Linked DNA regions of Homo sapiens: region 2 is linked to region 1. A link is a contact called in ENCODE Hi-C or POLR2A ChIA-PET data. All regions are on one chromosome and are shown on one strand. The core of a region is the stretch at or near the end of the contact, and the rest is flanking DNA. Distances in the headings are between cores, read along the strand shown. Region 1 has its middle 35 kb from the start of BAG3. Region 2 holds the start of RGS10 (regulator of G protein signaling 10).

Evidence for each region. A loop is a pair of places that touch in the nucleus more often than their neighbours do. ChIA-PET counts read pairs that join two places held with the same protein, here RNA polymerase II (POLR2A). Pooled maps may share reads with other maps.
Region 2: a loop to region 1 is called in a pooled map, with 8 times the contacts of the local background. The contact joins the promoter of RGS10 here to the enhancer-like site in region 1. A Hi-C loop is called at or near these places in 7 of 50 pooled maps. POLR2A ChIA-PET finds 5 or more read pairs at or near these places in 3 of 52 experiments (CD8-positive, alpha-beta memory T cell, H1 and HEK293).

What each region holds. Positions count from the first base shown.
Region 1 is chr10:119,683,433-119,689,092 of GRCh38, reverse strand. It overlaps the pseudogene TXNP1. Among named protein-coding and RNA genes, the nearest start is that of BAG3, 35 kb to the right of the region's middle. RefSeq lists enhancers at 584-1,520, 1,521-2,457 and a silencer at 5,207-5,386. Within about 2 kb of position 2,357, at least 15 of the 41 ENCODE cell types and tissues checked have a DNase peak (open chromatin) inside an H3K27ac peak, as active enhancers do.
Region 2 is chr10:119,540,496-119,545,958 of GRCh38, reverse strand. It overlaps RGS10 (regulator of G protein signaling 10), which reads left to right and starts at 3,240. Exons shown (of 5, transcript NM_001005339.2): 1 at 3,240-3,369. The coding sequence starts at 3,321. RefSeq lists enhancers at 1,477-1,985, 2,248-2,327 and silencers at 2,538-2,697, 2,748-2,817, 2,828-3,567, 3,618-3,787.

The DNA.
Region 1 (5,660 bases), core at 1,108-3,607:
TTCCCTTGTACCGTTCATGCGGAAAAGGTCTTATAGAATTAAGCCTCCAGAAAGAGGGGGCCCACAAAGACCCTCCTTTTCTCTCCATTTCTCCATCTGCGCTCAATACCCCCCTTCCTGCCAACCCCTCTTTCACGCACCCAGACCTGATACCTTTCTCTTTTCCTCCAGATACTTCTCTCCGTAGTTTACCCTGTTACCCTAACCTTGTTGATTTTTTTTTTCTGCTTAGTCCATCATTTTCTCAGAAATGTGTCTTAACATCTCCCACTATGATTGTGGATTTGTCTATTTCTCTTTTTAGTTCTGTCAACTTTGTTATGTATTTTAAAGCTTTGTTCTTTATTAAGTGCTGCATATCATGTATGAAAAATTACAGATATAATTTGAGGCCCTAGATGATAGTAAGATTTATTTTTGCTTCTGGAAGGCAGTTGGGGTCTGGGCAGGCACCCTTAATCCAGTGGTTTTCAACCACAGGTGATTTTCCCCACCAGGGGACATTTGGCAATGTCTGGAGAAAGTTTGGTTGTCAGAATTTGGGGAAGGAGAGGTGCTACTGGCATCCAGTGGTTAAAAGCCAGGAATACTAAACATTGCATAGGATGGTCCACTGATAATGTCAATTTATCAGTGTCAATAGCACTGAGGTTGCGAAAGCTTGCCCTAATCCAATTATCAGAGGCGTTTGAACCAAAGTAACTCCATCTTGAGTAGGGGCTGCGTAAAATAAGGCTGAGACCTGCTGGGCTGCATTCCTAGAAGGTTAGGCAATCTAAGTCATGGGATGAGATAGGAGGTCAGCAGAAGATACAGGTCATAAAGACCTTGCTAATAAACCAGGTTGCAGTAAAGAAGCCGGCTAAAACCCACCAAAGCCAAGATAGTGACAACAGTGACCTCTGGTTGTCATCACTGCCACACTCCACTTGCACCATGACAGTTTACAAATGCCATAACAACATCAGGAAGTTACCCTATATGGTCTCAAAAGGGGAGGCATGAATAATCCACCCTTTGTTTAGCATATCATCAAGAGATAACCATAAAAATGGGCAACCGGCAGCCCTCGGGGCTGCTGTGCCTATGGGGTAGCCATTCTTTTATTCCTTTACTTTCCTGATAAACTTGCTTTCACTTTACTCTATGGACTCACCCTGAATTCCTTCTTGCTCCAGATCCAAGAACCTTCTCTTGTGGTCTGGATCAAGACCCCTTTCCTGTAACACAGTCAAACGGTAAGCCAATGGGAAGCTGGGTTTCAGTCTTTGTGAGAGTTTCTCTATTTTCATTCCTGTTCCTTCCAAAGGGTGAGGCCCTTTGGAAGTTGAAAGCTGGCGGCGACTACTTGAGCTCTTCCTTCCTTAGCATGAGACTGCTGGGAGCTTCTCTGCCTCATGAAATAGGCAAATGCCTCAAAATTCAAAGCTCTGCTAACCCTTCTCTCCAGGACCTTGACCCTCAAATCCTCACCCCCTTGGCGGCTCACCTTCAGATAGGTCTTGTTTGTTTTGCCAGCTTTTCTAGCTGCTCCGGATAGGAGGACTGATCTGCCAATCTGCCTTTAGGGGAAACAGCAAGAGATTGCCTCTCAGTCTTTTCTTGAAGCTTTCAAATGCAGGCTTTAGGCCTATTGTGATGCTAATGGATCTCCTCTGCCCTTACTTTGCCCATTCTGCATGGAGGGGGCAGCTCTAGTCCCCCAAGCATGAAAGAAGTTGGGTACTCCCGGTTCTGATCATTACTGCCACCAGGAAGAGCTACGGGGTGAGAGGGGGGATGGATTTCTCCCTAGTTATGTAAGAAACAAGCAGGTCTCACCCTTCATTTTTCCTTTCTCATACAAGGTGAAATACTGCAGTCTCATACGAGGAAGCATGTTTTTCCTGTTAACATTATTTCGATCCTGGTCCTTAGGGAAAAATAAGCCCGGCATTAAAGTGCGGGGAGCACTCACCTTCCCCCACCCCACAGTCTGGCTTATAGTGCTAGAACACCAACCAAGTGGTGACTGGGCCGGACCACAAATGGATGCGGATGCGGTCAGCTCCCGTTATGAGGATAGAATTCTAATCAGATTGTGGATCCGATTACTTCTGACTCATAAATCTCCCTGACTTTAGAAAACAGGGATATCTTATTTATTGGAGGAATGACAGTGTGAACAGAGGCGTGGCTGCGTTCTCACCAGCTGAGATAAACGCCGACCAGACCAGCACAGACATCCTGTGCTCGTTTCCTTTACTTGGTTTTTCAAATAAAGCCTTTGTGTGTCACTGGTATTGTGAGGAATACGAAATAATGAAAGAAGTGATTCTTCAGGTGAGTCATTCTATTATAAAATGGAGCCCACCGTCAGGAACTGCTCCCTGAGAGAGCAGGACAGGATTTCCCTGCGCGGGGAGTGAAAGCAGAAGGCGCAGTCACGACGCGCCCCCTACTGGTCAGCGAGGAGAAATCCCTCACCTCAGGTTTCAATTAGTGCGGGTGAGTCCTGAATTAGGAACCTCAGACCTGAGGCCTGGTGTGGTGGCTCACACCTGTAGCCCCAGCACTTTGGGAGGCCGAGGCAGGTGGATCACTTGAGGCCAGGAGTTTGAGACCAGCCTGGCCAATATGGTGAAACCCCGTCTCAGGTAAAATAACAAAAATCAGCTTGACGTCGTGGCACACACCTGTATACCAGCTACTCAGGAGGCTGAGGCAGGAGAATCGCTTGAACCCGGGAGGCGGAGGTGCAGTGAGCCGAGATGGCGCCATGGCACTCCAAAGAATCACAGAACTGGCCAGGCACGGTGGCTCACGCCTGTAATCCCAGCACTTTGGGAGGCCGAGGTGGGAGGATCACCTGAGGTCAGGAGTTCGAGGCCGGCCTGGCCAAAATGGCGAAACCCCCCTCTCTACCGAAAAATGCGAAAAGTAGCCGGGCATGGTGGTGCCCAACTACTGGGGAAGCTGAGGCAAGAGAATTGCTTGAGCCAGGGAGGCCAACGGAGGTTGCAGTGAGCTTAAGTCGTGCCACTGCACTCCAGACTGGGTGACAGAGAGGAACCTTGTCTCAAAAAAAAAAAAAAAAAAAAAAAAGAAAGAAATATTACTGAGAATCACAGAACTGAAGTGGAATTCCATGAATCCAATGGAATTACATTAAATTCCATGAGTAGGAATCCAATTCCATGAATGAAATTTCATGAATCCAATGGGATTCATGGAATTGCTGACACACAGTGAGATACTAAGGAGGCTAGGAGGCTAAGATGAAGAGCCCCTGTCTCAGGACTCCAGGGCCTAATTTAACAGCCACAATCTGCCAAGGTCAGAGGTAGCCTTAACGTGTACTGTACTCATAAATCAATCTCCCTGGAGATTTCAAACCTTCAAATTGCTTTGGTAAAGCCTTAACTCCTTTCAACCTGAGGAAGTCGATTGAAGAAAAAAGCCTTAGCTCTAAAGAAAGATTTTGAGTTTCTCATTCCAGTGGACCACAAAAAAATAAAAAAGAAAGAAAGAAAAATCGCATTTGTGCAAAATCAACCATTTACATTTTATACTAATCAGTAAGTTATTCTTGGGCCTCGTGCTTGTTTGTAAACACATGCCTTCTCTCTTTCATTCTAACTGGAAACTTTATCCTTAAATCTGTTCGTGCAATAATTATGAAATGTAATTTTATTTTTAAACAATATATTTTCTTTTGTTTGTTAATTTCTTACTTTTTTTTTTTTTTAGACAGAGTCTATGTTGCCCAGGCTGCAGTGCAGTGGCGTGATCTCGGCTCACTGCAACCTCTGCTTCCTGGGTTCAAGCTATTCTCCAGCCTCAGCCCCCCAAGTAGCCGGGATTACAGGCATGCGCCATGACGCCCGGCTAATTTTTTTTGTATTTTTGGTAGAGACGGGGTTTCGCCATGTTGTCCAGGTTGGTCTCAAACTCCTGGCCTCAAGTGATCCACCTGCCTTGGCCTCCCAAAGTGCTGAGATTACCGGCGTGAGCCACCATGCACAGACTCTTTTGTTAATTTCTTTAATTTTTAAATTTCTATTGATATATTATAGTTGTTCTTATCCTGAAGATATTTTGATACATGTATAAATGCATAGGATCAAATCAGGGTAGCTATCGATCGCCTCTATGTATTTTCTTGTATCTTGATCGTTAGAGTGAAATATAAGGAACAAAAAACAAACATGGAGAAGTTACCATGTTTTTAGTATTTTTAAATCCTAAGGGTTTGAAAGGTATATATTTGGGATAATGGGCCTTTTTGTCTTTTTTTGTCTGAAGGAAATTTGTGACCCAATAATTAGTCAAAATTATCTCCAAAAAATGTTAATGAAACTGGGCACCTTTTGGGAGACATTTTTAAATTATGTCAGCTACTTCAGTGTCAGAGGGTGGACAGAGTTGGCTGAGAACAGTCACATTTAGACAAGAGTCTTGTGTGTACTCTTTTGGTTATGAAAATGTAGGGCAAGTAAGCACTCATTGCCCTGAGTGAAAAGTGACATAAACATTTTTTTAAAGGGTTCATGAAGCCTGTCCCTCCCTTAATACCTCTTGATGGGAAAATTTCATTGTCAGGCTGGGGCTCACACCTGCAATCCCGGCACATTGGGAGGCCAAGGCAGGCAGATCATCTGAGGTCAGGAGTTCGACACCAGCCTGGGCAACGTGGTGAAACCTGGTCTCTACTAAAATTACAAACATTAGCCGGGCATGGTGTCGGGTGCCTGTAATCCCAGCTACTTGGGAGGTTAAGATGGGAGAATCACTTGAACCAGGGAGGTGGAGGTTGCTGTGAGCAGAGATTGCGCCACTGCACTCCAACCTGGGCAATAAGAGTGAAATTCCATCTTAAAAAAAAAAATTAAAAATTGAGAGATTTCACAGGAACAAATTTCTGGTCTTTCTGGAAAATTGGAAATCTCTTGTAACGCTGGACCAATGCCCCACATGACAATTGCTGCGTGGGGCCAAGCATCAGTCCCTGGCTCTGCCCCCAGACTACATCCAACTTGTGACAGCTTGGCTCTGTCAATCCTCCACCTGGCTGGCCTCTGTGAACTGTGGGATCGCACCTTGTGGAAGGCTTGTGCTGGGATAGAGCTGACTCAGTGCTGGGGGATCCCTGAGGGGACCCCAGGATTTGAATTCCAGGTTCCTAGAGGATATCAGCTGAATGCTCACCTTTCTGTGTGCCCTGTAGGCATAGATAAGTTTGGCATTCAGGAGAAAGAGGGTACCAGAGCTCCAAGCTCGATCCGGCACTTTTGGATCCGTTTCCATCGGTTCTTACAGCTGCTCCTCAGACCCTAGCAGCCAAGATGGTGAAGCAAATTGAGAGCAAGGTTGCTTTTCAGGAAGGCTTGGAGGCTGCAGGTGATAAATTTGTCATGGTTGACTTCTCAGCCACGTGGTATGGGCCTTGCAAAAAGATCAAGCTTTTCTTTCATTCCCTCTCTGAAAAGTATTCCAACATGGTATTCTTTGAAGTACATGTGGCTGACTGTCAGGATGTTGCTTCAGAATGTGAAGTCAAATGCATGCCAACCTTCCAGTTTTTTTTTGTTGTTTGTTTGTTTGTTTGTTTTTGAGATGGATTTTTCCTCTTGTCCCCCAGGCTGGAGTGCAATGGCAAAATCTCAGCTCACAGCAACCGC
Region 2 (5,463 bases), core at 1,991-4,490, 140 kb after region 1:
GAGAGGCTCTAAAATGTATTCACAGCTTACCAATATTTTAGTTTCTGGGTAGAATGAAAATATTGAACTCCAAAGCCAGTAATCCCTCTGAAATCTTGTGTTACCAGAAGACATCCGGGGCTCTTGCTTCTTGCCTGATGTAAACATCCTTGAACCAAAAGTGAGACCAGCAGGGGAAGAAAGGGGCTAAACCGCTCATCCTCTTCTTCCCCACACTGGCTACCGCAGTTTGTTTGTGAAGGCTTGACTTAGGAGGCTAAGGAGGGAGGATCACTTGAGAGCCCAGAAGTCAGAAATCAGCCTGGACAACATAGTGAAACCTCTGTCTCAAAAAAAAAAAAAAAAAAAAAAAAAAGCTTCAGAAAGTGCATGCTGGAATTACAGGAAAAATGCCATTGGGATGGTGAGCACCTTCAATCCAATGCAAACCACGGTTGGAACTTAATCGTGTGTGTGTGTGTGTGTGTGTGTGTGAGTGTGTGTGTGTATGTGTGTGTGCATTTGGCGAGTTTTAGGAGTTAGGAGGCTTTATACTTTTATACGTGGTCTTTTGCACAATACACTTTGAAAACTGGCTTTTGAACCTTCAGACACTTAAAACAGGTATTTATAGCAATTTCAATGTCCCAGGCAAAAATTTTAAACTGTGCACTTAAACGTTAACCATGCATTTTTTTTTTTTTTTTTTTTGAGATGGAGTCTTGCTCAGTCACCCAGGCTGGAGTGCAATGGCTCGATCTCAGTTCACTGCAAACTCTGCCTCCCGGGTTCAAGCGATTCTCCTGCCTCAGCCTCCTGAGTAGCTGGGATTACAGATGCCTGCCACCGCGCCTGGCTAATTTTGTATTTTTAGTAGAGATGAGGTTTCACCATGTTCGTCAGGCTGGTCTCGAACTCCCGACCTCAGGTGATCCGCCCGCCTTGGCCTCCCAAAGTGCTGGGATTACAGGTGTGAACCACCGCACCCGGCCTTTTTTTCCTTTTTTTGGAGACAGAGTCTTGCTCTGTGGCCCAGGCTGGAGTGCAGTGGTGAGATCTCAGCTCACTGCAACCTCCTCCTTCAGATCTTGGCTCACTGCAACCTCCTCCTCCCAGGCTCAAGTGATTCTTCTGTGTCAGCCTCCTGAGTAGCTGGGATTACAGGCACCTGCCACCAGGCCTGGCTAATTTTTGTATTTTTAGTACAGATGGGGCTTCACCATGTTAGCCAGGCTGGTCTTGAACTCCTGACCTCAGGTAATCCGCCTGCCTCTGCCTCCCAAAGTGCTGGGATTACAGACGTGAGCCACAGCGCCTGGCCCTAACTATGCATCTTAATTTTTGTACTTACTCTCTGATGTGCTAACAGGACAGTAAAAGTGATTTAAGGCTGTTATATTTTCCCTTTATTTAAGAGATGCCTGGGGTTCTTAGCTCAGGAGGGATTCATAGCATGTCTTAAGCCACACCAGTGTTTTTCAGGACACGCTAGGGTGGACTTGGCAACTAGCAAAACACTGAGCTGCTGTGCCTAACTTTTACCCCTGTGTGCCAGTGTGCTTATTTCCTGTCTTAGGATTACTTGTAATTTGGTCTCGGGGAAGTTTTCTGGGTGAGTGCGTTGCACCAATTCCCTTATTGTTTTAAGAACGCAGTGACCTCACTTGGATCCAGGACTCTGCCAGCATTTAAAATCCCGCTCTTACGAAAGGTGAAACTCTTGCCTATAGTTAAGTATCACAGCTTGATCCCATTACAATGAGATGGAAGTTTGTCTGGGCCCGGAGTAGGCCAACAACAGCAGTTTTAAAAGCAGAACTCCCCGCGCTGGGTCTAACCCTGTTCTTGGTCACCGCGTTCGCTTCAGGAGCCTGGAAATCCTCTTTTGGCAGCAGAAGGGGGAGAGTGCTTGGAAATGCTCGGAGGAAAACGACTTTTGGAGGGGGAATAGCGGGGAGGGAAACAACAAGCAACCACCGGCCACACTTGGGGTGCAACTGGGGCTGTGGGGTGGGTAGAGGGAGAGGGAAAGTGAGCAGAACTGGAAGCTCAGAATAGAAGATACAAAAGAAAGTGCCAAGTAGTGAAAAAAACTGCAAAAGGACGGGGGGATGGGGGGAGGGCGACTGGGGAACGGTTTGGAAAAATAGCAATTAGTACAGCTAAAAATAAAGACCAATTTAGAGACAAAGCCAGATACACAAGGAGAAAAATAAAACTCGCCAGAAAGACAATTTCTTGCAAACCAAATGTTCAAGAAAATGGGGGCTAATGACATCCCCTCTGGGGCTGCTCCATAGAAGAAATGAAATAATAGGAGACCGTAGAGCGCGCAGCGCCCAGCAGGTGACGCCGTGGGGGCTTGAGTGGTCCCGGTCGTGGAGCCTGAAGGCCCTGCCAGAGGCAGTGCCCACGTGTCCCCAAAGTTAGAGAAGTGTCCCGAGAGCGCGGTGTGCGGGACAGAGCACCGCCCGGCGCAGGAACCGGGGGGTTCCTGCAGAATCCTCTCAGATCTCCCCGAGTCCTGGCGCCCGCGCGGCACGGCCGGGGAGAGGGCGCCCACCCGCGGCGGCTCGGCTAGCTCAGCGCACGGGCCCTGGGGACGCCCCACCCGCATTCGCGGGGCGGGAAGGCGCAGCGCCCACGAAGTCGAGGAGCAGCCAGGCCCCAGCAGGCGGGGATCCTGGTGACGAGGAGGCAAAGGCCACAGGCTGGGCCGCGCCCGGACTCTGCAGAACCGCGAGGCCTAGGCTTCCCAGCCTGTGACCCGGGAGGGGACCCCGCCCGCCACCTGCGAAGGCTCGCTGAGAGCCCCGAAGCGCGGTGCGCCCGCGGCGCCGTGCCAGTTTCTCCGGGGCTACAGGGAGAAGGCGGGAGACCGCGATGGGCCCGGGAGCTTGAAGCTGGGCGGGGCGGGCCGGGGCGGCATCTCAGGCGAGGGCCAGGGACCCCGGGACGCGCTAACCGCCTCCGCGGGGCTACTAAGTTCCCGGCGGCGCGGGCTCCCTCTGGGCCAGTGCACCTTATCCCAGGCGCGGGGCACACTCTGGGCGATCGGGGGTCACCCGGGGCTGCCCTGCCCTGCCCCGCCCGGGCACCCCGGAGCGGAACCGCGAGTCCTCACCAGCGGGGGCGGGCAGGGCGCACTGAGCGCGCCACGCGGCGCCTGGCTAGGAGGAGGGCGGCGGGCGGGGACCTAGAGCTCCGGGGCGGTGCTGAGCCCGCTCCTCCTCCTTGCCCTCCTCCTCCTCCTCCTCGCCCTCCTCCTCCTCCTCGCCTTCCTCCGGCTCAGCCGCCGCGCCGCCGGGCTGCTCCTTCTTCCTCCTCGGGCGCCCGCGGCGATGTTCAACCGCGCCGTGAGCCGGCTGAGCAGGAAGCGGCCGCCGTCAGGTAAGCGGCTTCGGGGGCCCGCGGGCTCGGGGTCGGGGCGCCGTTTCGCCCGCCCGGCCTCCTGCCCTCCCTCTTGTGCTCGGGCGCGGCTCGGTGGTACCTCCCAGACTGGAGCCCCGGCCGACCGCACCACCTCTCCCCGCTGGGTACCGCACCTTCGCGGTCCCAGCCGCGACGGGAGCGCAGAGCTCCTCCGGGAGCCCCGGGGAGGAAGTTTGGCTGAAAGAGGAACAGCCGCAGTTTTCTTTTTAGTGATGGTCTGGGAGAAAAAGGAGCGCCCCAAATCTCCAAACTTTGGAGGTGACATGGGGCTCCAGATTCCGAAAGCGGAACGGCGCGCGGGCTTCTCCCTCCGTGACGCTCTCCGCCTCCGCTGCGGGCGTGGGTGGAAGGATGCCGAGCGCCCGGGGGAGCACGGCTGGACCCGGGCATCCGACTGGGCCCCTGGGCCTGGGGCGTCGGGGGCCTTCGCTTCTGCCGCGAGGAGCCAAAAGGTGGGATCGCGAGGGTGGCGGAACCCCAGGATGGAGAAGGGCACTTCTGCGGTCCGAGCCAGCGAAGTTCTGACGTTACGAAGGATTCGCCTTGGCCGTCACTTTGGGCCAGCCTGAGCCACGATCTCGGGCAACTTGATAGGCCAAAGACCCCACGGTGAAGGTGGAGCCGTGCCCTTGATTCCGGTCCTTCCACCCTTTTGCTCATCACAATAGCTACGACCTGTGCAGGCCTTTGGGTGCGCCAAGGGCTTTGTCCACCGCGTTGGGTGAACTCTCCCTTCACCCCTAGGACAACCCGGTGAGTGAGGAGGGAGCGGAAGCCAGGCGCTGTTAGGTAACTTGCCCCAGTCACACTCCGCAGGTGATGGGGAGGCTTTCAAACCCAGGTTCCCCTGACTCTGAAGTTCGGGGGCTTTGCCGGGCTTCCCACGCCAAGATTCACTTCTGCTTGGCGCTCAGAGTCCCAACGCGTTGGTGCATTTCCTTTCTGCTCCTGGTATTTTATGAGGGACATTGTGGTTTAGAGACTGGGACCAGACTGGCTGGATCCGAATCTCACCTTCGCCATATTCACCAGCCGTGGGACCTTTCTGCAGAATGAGGTTCTGCACAGTGGGAATAACAGTAGCTACTCGCCTTTTAAAGTACTTAATTGGAACCTGTCTTCCATCCATCAGGTTTTGCAAATTATTGTATTTAATATGTAGGATTTCATAGGGTTGTTGTAATGATCTTACATTGTTGCCCGGCAAGTACTAAGTGCTCCGTTAGCGTTAGTGGTCATGTAAACCTTTTTGTGTTGCATGTGAGTCAAAGAATTCCCTTGTGGGTGTTAATGTTAACCAGTCTCTATGGTTGGCACAGGCCTGTGGAGCGCTGCTCAGAGCCTGGACTCGAATTAAACTCTTGGTTCTAACCTTGACTCTGTCATTCAGCAACACTGGGCAAATTACTTGATCTCTCTGTGCCTCCGTTTCAGTGATGTGCTGGAGCTGGCTCAAACTGGCTTGCAAGAGCCAGTTGCCAAATATTCAAAAAGTTTGGAAACTGGTTGTAAACCATAGGTAGCTTGAAAGTAGTTATGATGGGATATTTACATCATGAAAATCAACAAAGCTAAAAATGAAGGCTTCATTTTGACTCAGGAGAGCTGATGTTCCAGCACCTTTCTCCACCTGCAAAGTGGGTTTCATAGGGTTATGGGATTAAATACTCAAAACCATATGAAGCCCCTAGTACAATGTGTGGCACATAATAAAAGTGTAATAATTAGTAGCTTTTCTCCCTTTTGCCTGTTATAAATAGAGCTGCTATGAATAGCCCTGTACGCGTTACTTATTACTTTAGATTGCTTTTGGGTTGAAGACTGACAGATAGAACCATTGTATCCTGGGAGATACATGGATTTGGGGTGATTTTGCGTGTAGCCAGGTTGCACCCCAAAAAGGCTGAAGGCAGTTTTAGGGAACAAATTATTTCAGGGCAACAAATTTTAAACCTCATAAAATGTGGTTACATCACTGACAGAAAGGTCGGTCTCAGGCCGGGCTCAGTGGCTCACACCTGTGATCCCAGCACTTTGGGAGGCTGAGGCAGG